2 separate regions of the Homo sapiens genome follow, and region 2 is linked to region 1. A link is a contact called in ENCODE Hi-C or POLR2A ChIA-PET data. All regions are on one chromosome and are shown on one strand. Each heading gives the region's core, a stretch centred on a gene start or an enhancer-like site at or near the end of the contact. The rest is flanking DNA. Distances are from core to core; before and after follow the strand shown.

Region 1 (3,340 bases), core at 610-3,109:
GAGGCGGAGGTTGAGCCCGGGAGCTGAAGGCAGGAGGGAACCCAGGAGGCGGTGAGCCGAGATCACACCACTGCACTCCAGCCTGGGCAAAAGAGTGAGACTGTCAAAAAAAAAAAAAAAAAAAAAAATAGAAGTCCCCTATCAATCACCATTTCAAAATCAGTGAAGAGAAAAGGGAACTGCAGAAGCCAGCAGCACTGAAAGGTGCCCGGGACAAGGCAAGGCTGCAGCACGATTCAAGCCCTTCGCCACTTCACCGACGTCACTCTCCCTACACTCAGGACTGGGCAGCCTTTCTAGAATCTGCTTTCTGTACAATGCAGTACCTGCACATAGCAGGGACTCAAGAGAGGTTCTATTATTAACACCTTCTCGGTAGGTTCTTGGGGAATAGAGTCAGTTTTCAAAGAGTTCCACAGTGTGGCACTCAAGACAGGGGGCTCTGGAGCCAGGCCGCCCAGATGCAAATCCTGGGTCTGCTATTTACCATCTCTGTGACCTCGAACATGTTACTTAACCTCTGAGTGTTGGTATACGCTCATTTAAAATGGAAATAATAATAGTTTCATAGGTTTATGTCAAGATTGAATGAGACAAGACATAAAAAGTACCGGGTATAGAATAAGCATCTGGTATACCTGAGCTAGTCACACACAGAGGAAAGTAAATTACCACCAGCTAGACATTTTCAATCTATAATAGCCTGTGCAAGTAAAACAAAGCAAAAAATAGAAACACTCTCTAAGGGCCATTGAATCAGTTAGGATTAGGTTTAGCTACGTGAAATAAACAAATAACCATCCCACCCCATGCCCACACACTCAGACACATACACACAAAAACCCCAGCAGTTTAGAAATACAGAAATTAGTTTCTCTCACACATAAAATAAGCCGGAAAGTAGGCAGCCCAAGATTGCACAATCACCTGGATTCAGGCTCCTTTCTCCCTCCTGCTCTGTCGGCTTCCTGGTCCTGGAAGTCTGCTTGGCTCCTACCATCTCATCTCCTTTTTCCAAGCAGTGAGGAGGAGGAAGGTGCAAAAATGAACCTACACCTTACCATTTAAAAACACTTCACAGACTGGCCTTTGTGGCTCACCCCTATAATTCCAGCACTTTGGGAAGCTGAGGCAGGAGAACTGATTGAGCCCGGGAGTTACTGAGACCAGGATGGGCAATGTAGGGAGACTCTGTGTCTACGAAAATTTTAAAAATTAGTTGGGCATGATGGCTGACAACTGTGGTCCCAGCTACTCAGGAGGCTGAGGCGGGAGGATCACTTGATCCCAGGAGGTTGAGGCTGCAGTGAGCTTTGATGGCACCACTGCACTCCAGCTTGAGCAGTAAAAGCAAGATTCTGTCTCCAAAATAAAGAAATAAATAAAAATATTTATCAGCTATTACATCCAACATTTCCATTAACATCCCATTGGCCAAAATTTGGTCTCATAGTCTTGTCTAGCAATCAGGAGGCTAGGAAATAGTCTTTATTCTGGGTGGGCGTGTGCCTAGCTAATAACTGGGGGTTCTAGCACAAACAAAGGAGAGAATGGATATTAGAGAGGAAAGGAGCATTCCATTCCCCAGCTGGGTGGATAACAAACTGCCTCTGAGCAAGAAACATAATGAAAATATTCAAACACAGGGAAGGCTGCCCCAAGATTGACTTATTTGTTTATTTATTTGTTAGGGTATAATTGTCAATGGTTTACTTATTGTGTCTTATAGAATCATAAGCTAGATTATGTCCTCAGCCCTCCTGGAAATGCTTGGCAGAGTGTGCGTCCCATTCAACCTCCACAGCGTAAAGGAAAGGGAAGGCACTTGGGGAGATTTCAAAGAAAAGCCACCAGGATGACTAATAGCTCAAAACAATAAGACCTAGGACGCACTGTTAAGGAATGAGTCAGCCAGGGAAAGAGATGGCTAGAGGGTGACTAAATAATGATCCCTTGCTATACAAAGGTCTCTGCACAGAGGAGGAGGGAGTAGGAGCAGGAGAAGAAGGAGGAAGATGACCAGGAGTATGGTCATCTCCACTAGGGGTTGAACGGAAGGAAACGGGAGCAGGAGTGACTTAAAGATACCTGAAAGGACAAATGTGCTGAAGGGGATGCTTGTCAAAATACAGGAGATGGTATAAACATATAGCACGTGGGGATTATACATTGGCATCTCTGACCACCGTGGTATTTGAATGTGCTCTTCACTAAAGCAAAGCTTGAGAGTTTGCGGGGAGGGAGGGGCATTCACAGGTGGAGGGAGGGTGAACGACCAGAACTCCTATGATTTCCTTCTCTGTGCCTCAGTTTCCCTCATGGAATAACCATGTGTTGGAGTTCAGAAAAGAGATCCTATATTGATTTGAAAGATACACTCTGGTTTTGCAGATGTACAGAAAATAATAACTAAACAATATCAGTATGTGGCAGAAGAGATCCTACCAGTAGAAAGGAATGCCCTTTCTGCATTTTAAGATCTCATTTTTTAAATTATAAAAGGAATATAATGGCTTTCCAGTCAAGGTGGCCCCATAAGATGCATGCCATCTGCTGCACACATTCAACAATGTCAAACTAATACACAAAGAGAAAACCAAAAAAGATATAGCATGGCTCAGAAACAAGACAATTATTTACATGGACCAGAAACAAGAGAGAGCTGAATGAGGCAGAAACTAGGACCAGGGGCCGTGGGTCTCAAACAGGCAGTGGTAGTTGAGAATCTGGCTTCTCTAGAGACCAAAGCCAGGAGCCTGTAGAAGCCAGGGGCTGCAGTAGAGCTCTCCTTCCTCCTCTCCCCCAGCGCCTGCTCCTCTCCCACTCCCCAGGGGTAACCACTCTCCCTTTTCAGCCCTCCTGAGAGCCACTCTGTAAGATGAGGACATGTGGCATCTACAGGGCTTCCCACCTCGCTTCTCCTTCCCTGATTTCTATTCAATTCTGCCACTGTCCTTACCTCTTCATTCTGTTAACTATGATTCTTTTGTGTTTTGTATATAGGTGCACTGCAGAAACGAGTAATATGACTAAACCCATAGAAAAGGGAACATATTCTATGTTATTAAATCTGCCATGATTTAATGGAATATTTTTCCAAATTCAATACATAGCTCAAAATCATGTCATATTTTAGTTAGCTTCGGTTTTTTCATTTGTTTTTTGGTTTTTGGGTTTTTTTTAAAAGACAGAGTCTCACTCTGTCACCCAAGCTGGAGTGCACTGGTGTGATCATGGCTTACTGCAGCCTCATCCTCCCGTGCTCAGGTGATCCTCTCACCTCAGCTTCCCGAGTAGCTGGGACTACAGGCATGCACCGCCATGCCCAGCTAGTTTTTGT
Region 2 (3,316 bases), core at 106-2,605, 42 kb after region 1:
TCTAAGTACAAATTAATAGCATTAAACTAATGTCTGAGAAATGTTCTTCACATTGCATTTTATGCTTCCGCTACAAATCCCAGTACTAAAACTTTTAAAGGCATTTCATATTAACTATTATGCAGAAATATTTTTATGGCATTGTGGTTCATTATAGTGGTTATATTGTCAGTTTTCAAAAAAATAAGGTCTATTTCAAATATTCCTGGCATATATGAAACTTTAGCCAGAGTAATTTTTCTAATTGTTAAAAGGGTTTTTGCCTTTTGTCAGCAAGTACTATAGTCAAAATATTTCAACCACAGATTCTTCTTATTCCATCAGAGGACAGCCAAGTATCTGAATGATACCTCAGAGGTACAGAAAGGACACAATAGCAGTCAGCAGAAATATTTTAATCTACTCACCAGACAGAAGTCTAATTGCTCCCCTATTTCATTTGACAACCAGAAACACTGTTTTGAGAAAAAATTTTGTGGGTTTCTTTTTATACAAACATAACCAAGTGCTAGTTCCCCACCTAACTTTCCCATAAAATTTTACCTGGTTGATTTCTGAGCAGTTTCATTAGAAATCTAAGGACATGACAGAATATCAGTGAAGCAAAATCAGCATAATCACAGGATAAATTAAAGTAAAAATCCAATACTTCAGTTCAAGGCAATTCAGCAAAGTTGTACCATGACCTGCCCAGAAACAAAGCAAAATGAAAATAATCCCATGAGCCTGTGTTCCTGGAAAACTTAGCAGAAGCAAGATCACCATGAGAACGTGCATATTTTGGTCTGGGACTCACCCAAATAGTGTAATAATGAAAAGTTTGCTAAAAAAGGAGATTACTTCAGGAACTTCCAGTGACAACCCCGGTTTTCCTCTGGGAGAGTCAAAGCAAAACCAGCAGCAGAACAGTGGAATGGGGCAGTGCTCCTAAGCTTTTTGGTCTTGGGAAATCTTTACCTGTCAAAAAATTACTGAGGATCAGTGACAACTTTTGCTTGTGTGATTTTTATCTATCAATATTTACCATATATCAGAAGTTAAAATGAAGAATTTGTATACTCATTAACTTACATAAAAATAATTTTTAAAACCCTACATGTTAACATAAATAACATTTTATAACAATACTTCCCAGAAAAAATACGTTAAGAAGTGTGGCGTTGTTTTTAATGTTTAGTGTTTTCCAATGTCTTTACTTAATGTCTAGCTTAATCAAAGATAACGAGATATTCGTGTCTGCTTTTGCATCAAATCTATTGCCATATGCCGTTTGGCTGAAGTACAGGAATATGAAGAAAATGCAGCCTCACACAGATGTTATAAAAAGGAGAATAACCTTTTTACAATCTTTTTTTTAATAACCAAAGGTATTTGAATAACCTTTCCAGAAAACTGCATCTATCCTTATTTGATCCTATTCCAGTGCTCAAGTGTCAGGTTTTTTTTTTTTTTTTTTTTTGGAGATGGAGTTTCACTCTTGTTGCCCAGGCTGGAGTGCAGCAGCATCATCTCAGCTCACTGCAACCTCCACCTCCCAGCTTCAAGCAATTCTCCTGCCTCAGCCTCCCGAGTAGCTGGGATTACAGGCATGTGCCACCACACCCAGCTAATTTTGTATTTTTAGTAGAGCCGGGGTTTCTCCATGTTGGTCAGGCTGGTCTCAAACTCCCGACCTCAGGTGATCCGCCCGCCTCGGCTTCCCAAAGTGCTGGGATTACAGGCGTGAGCCACCGCACCAGGCCTTAAGTGTCATATTTTTTAAAAAGATTAGTGTGAAATCTGAAACCCTAGCAATGAAGTTTTCCTACTGTGTTACATTAAAACCTATTGATCTATTTTACTCTTCAAATGGATGTTTTCTCATTTATTATTTTGTAACATTACGTATCAGTCATTTGGAAAATAGGGTTCACTCAGTTATGCAGATCATCCAAATACTGACACATTTTTTATACAAAGTAAAACAAAACATATTTGTTAATATCATCACTGATCTCATCAGAAAAGTATCTAAGTTTTGGGGAGCCCTAAAGCTCACAGTTGTGGATACAAGTTTTCCAAAATACGAATTTTCACTTAAAAGCTCAAATTTTCATTGGCAACAAACATCATCAGTTGTTTTCACTGAAGTGGCAATCTGGTTTAGTTCATTTTTCAAAAATGTCTGCCAAATATCCAAGTCTGAAGCACCATAGTTTGTCAATCTATCACGTAAAAACTGTTCAATGGAATAAAGTGGTGGCTAAGTTCAGCTGTCAAGTCAAACAATAGCCAAGTACTTTTCCTCCAGCCAACCATCATACTGATCGGAAAGCACAATGTTACAGCGCTGTATGCATACTTCCTGCTTTGTCACATAAAATACATTAACAAGATATGGATGCTGGGCTCTATGACTCTTGCCTGTAGTTCCAGCTACTAGAGAGGCTGAGACGGGAGGGTCACATGAGCCCAAGAGTTTGAGGTCAGCCTGGTCGGCATAGCGAGACCCTGGCTCTAAAAAGGAAAAAGAAAAAAAAAAATTTTGACTCAAGGGTAAAAAAGTAAAAGTATATCATGCCTTAGCATTATTATGAAAACAGTTTTGACTCACAGATCCCTTGCAAGTCTGTGACACTCAGGACTGCACAGACCAGACTTCTGAGTTTGGCTGGGCTAGGAGGAGAGAAATGGCCAAGGACAGCAGGATACACTTTGTATCCACCAGCTGCCAGGTACCGGACAAAATAGAAACGATGTTCTACATTCATTGTCTCATGTGGTAGTATAAATCCAAACCCCTTCTAAACAATTATTTGTGCCTCCATTTTAAAGGCAAAGAAATAGGCTTACAGAAAGCTGTAGAACAGAGCTGGAAACTAGTCTGTTGGCTCCAAAACTCTTGCTTTTTTCCCACCATGGAAAAAGATATCTTCTTTCTTACTAGCTTTGGTATAGGGACCCCTCTCTTCCAGAGTACCCCCTTACAAGCCATGTCCCCCATCCAATCTCCTGGACTGTTCCCATTCCTGTGCAGGCCCTTGCCTCTTTGAGTAAAATTATTTCTACTACTAGTTATCTAAATCAGAGGTGACAAAAATACAGAATATACAGGTGCTTTTCTTCCCAGGGAGCACATCAGGTATTCATAATCTTTAATTTTCAATGAGCCTGAAATTAACCTTAGAAGCTTCTCAACTGAGGTCCAGGTAGCCATAATCAACCAATCAATCAAGGCTAACAACAGAAGTGAAATTTGTTTGTCTGCCTTCACCTAAAATCATTAAGAAGCAATTGTGTGGGATCAGAGGGTGAACCTCTTCCTTCCTTCTTTACA

What was found. Hi-C counts contacts between places; a loop is a spot of excess contacts on that map. ChIA-PET counts read pairs that join two places held with the same protein, here RNA polymerase II (POLR2A). Pooled maps may share reads with other maps.
Region 2: a loop to region 1 is called in a pooled map, with 2.3 times the contacts of the local background. The contact joins the promoter of LINC00412 here to the enhancer-like site in region 1. A Hi-C loop is called at or near these places in 3 of 168 maps with a recorded cell type or tissue (heart left ventricle, right cardiac atrium and sigmoid colon), 2 of 37 single-sample maps with no recorded cell type and 2 of 50 pooled maps. POLR2A ChIA-PET finds 5 or more read pairs at or near these places in 7 of 52 experiments (CD4-positive, alpha-beta T cell, H1, PC-9 and 4 more).

The regions. Positions count from the first base shown.
Region 1 is chr13:27,193,517-27,196,856 of GRCh38, forward strand. No RefSeq gene overlaps it. Among named protein-coding and RNA genes, the nearest start is that of USP12-DT, 23 kb to the left of the region's middle. RefSeq lists an enhancer at 1,297-2,496. Within about 2 kb of position 1,860, at least 3 of the 41 ENCODE cell types and tissues checked have a DNase peak (open chromatin) inside an H3K27ac peak, as active enhancers do; they include Panc1, where a contact is called at or near this core.
Region 2 is chr13:27,235,902-27,239,217 of GRCh38, forward strand. LINC00412 (long intergenic non-protein coding RNA 412) reads right to left here and starts at 1,356. Exons shown (of 2, transcript NR_120429.1): 1 at 797-1,356; 2 at 381-686.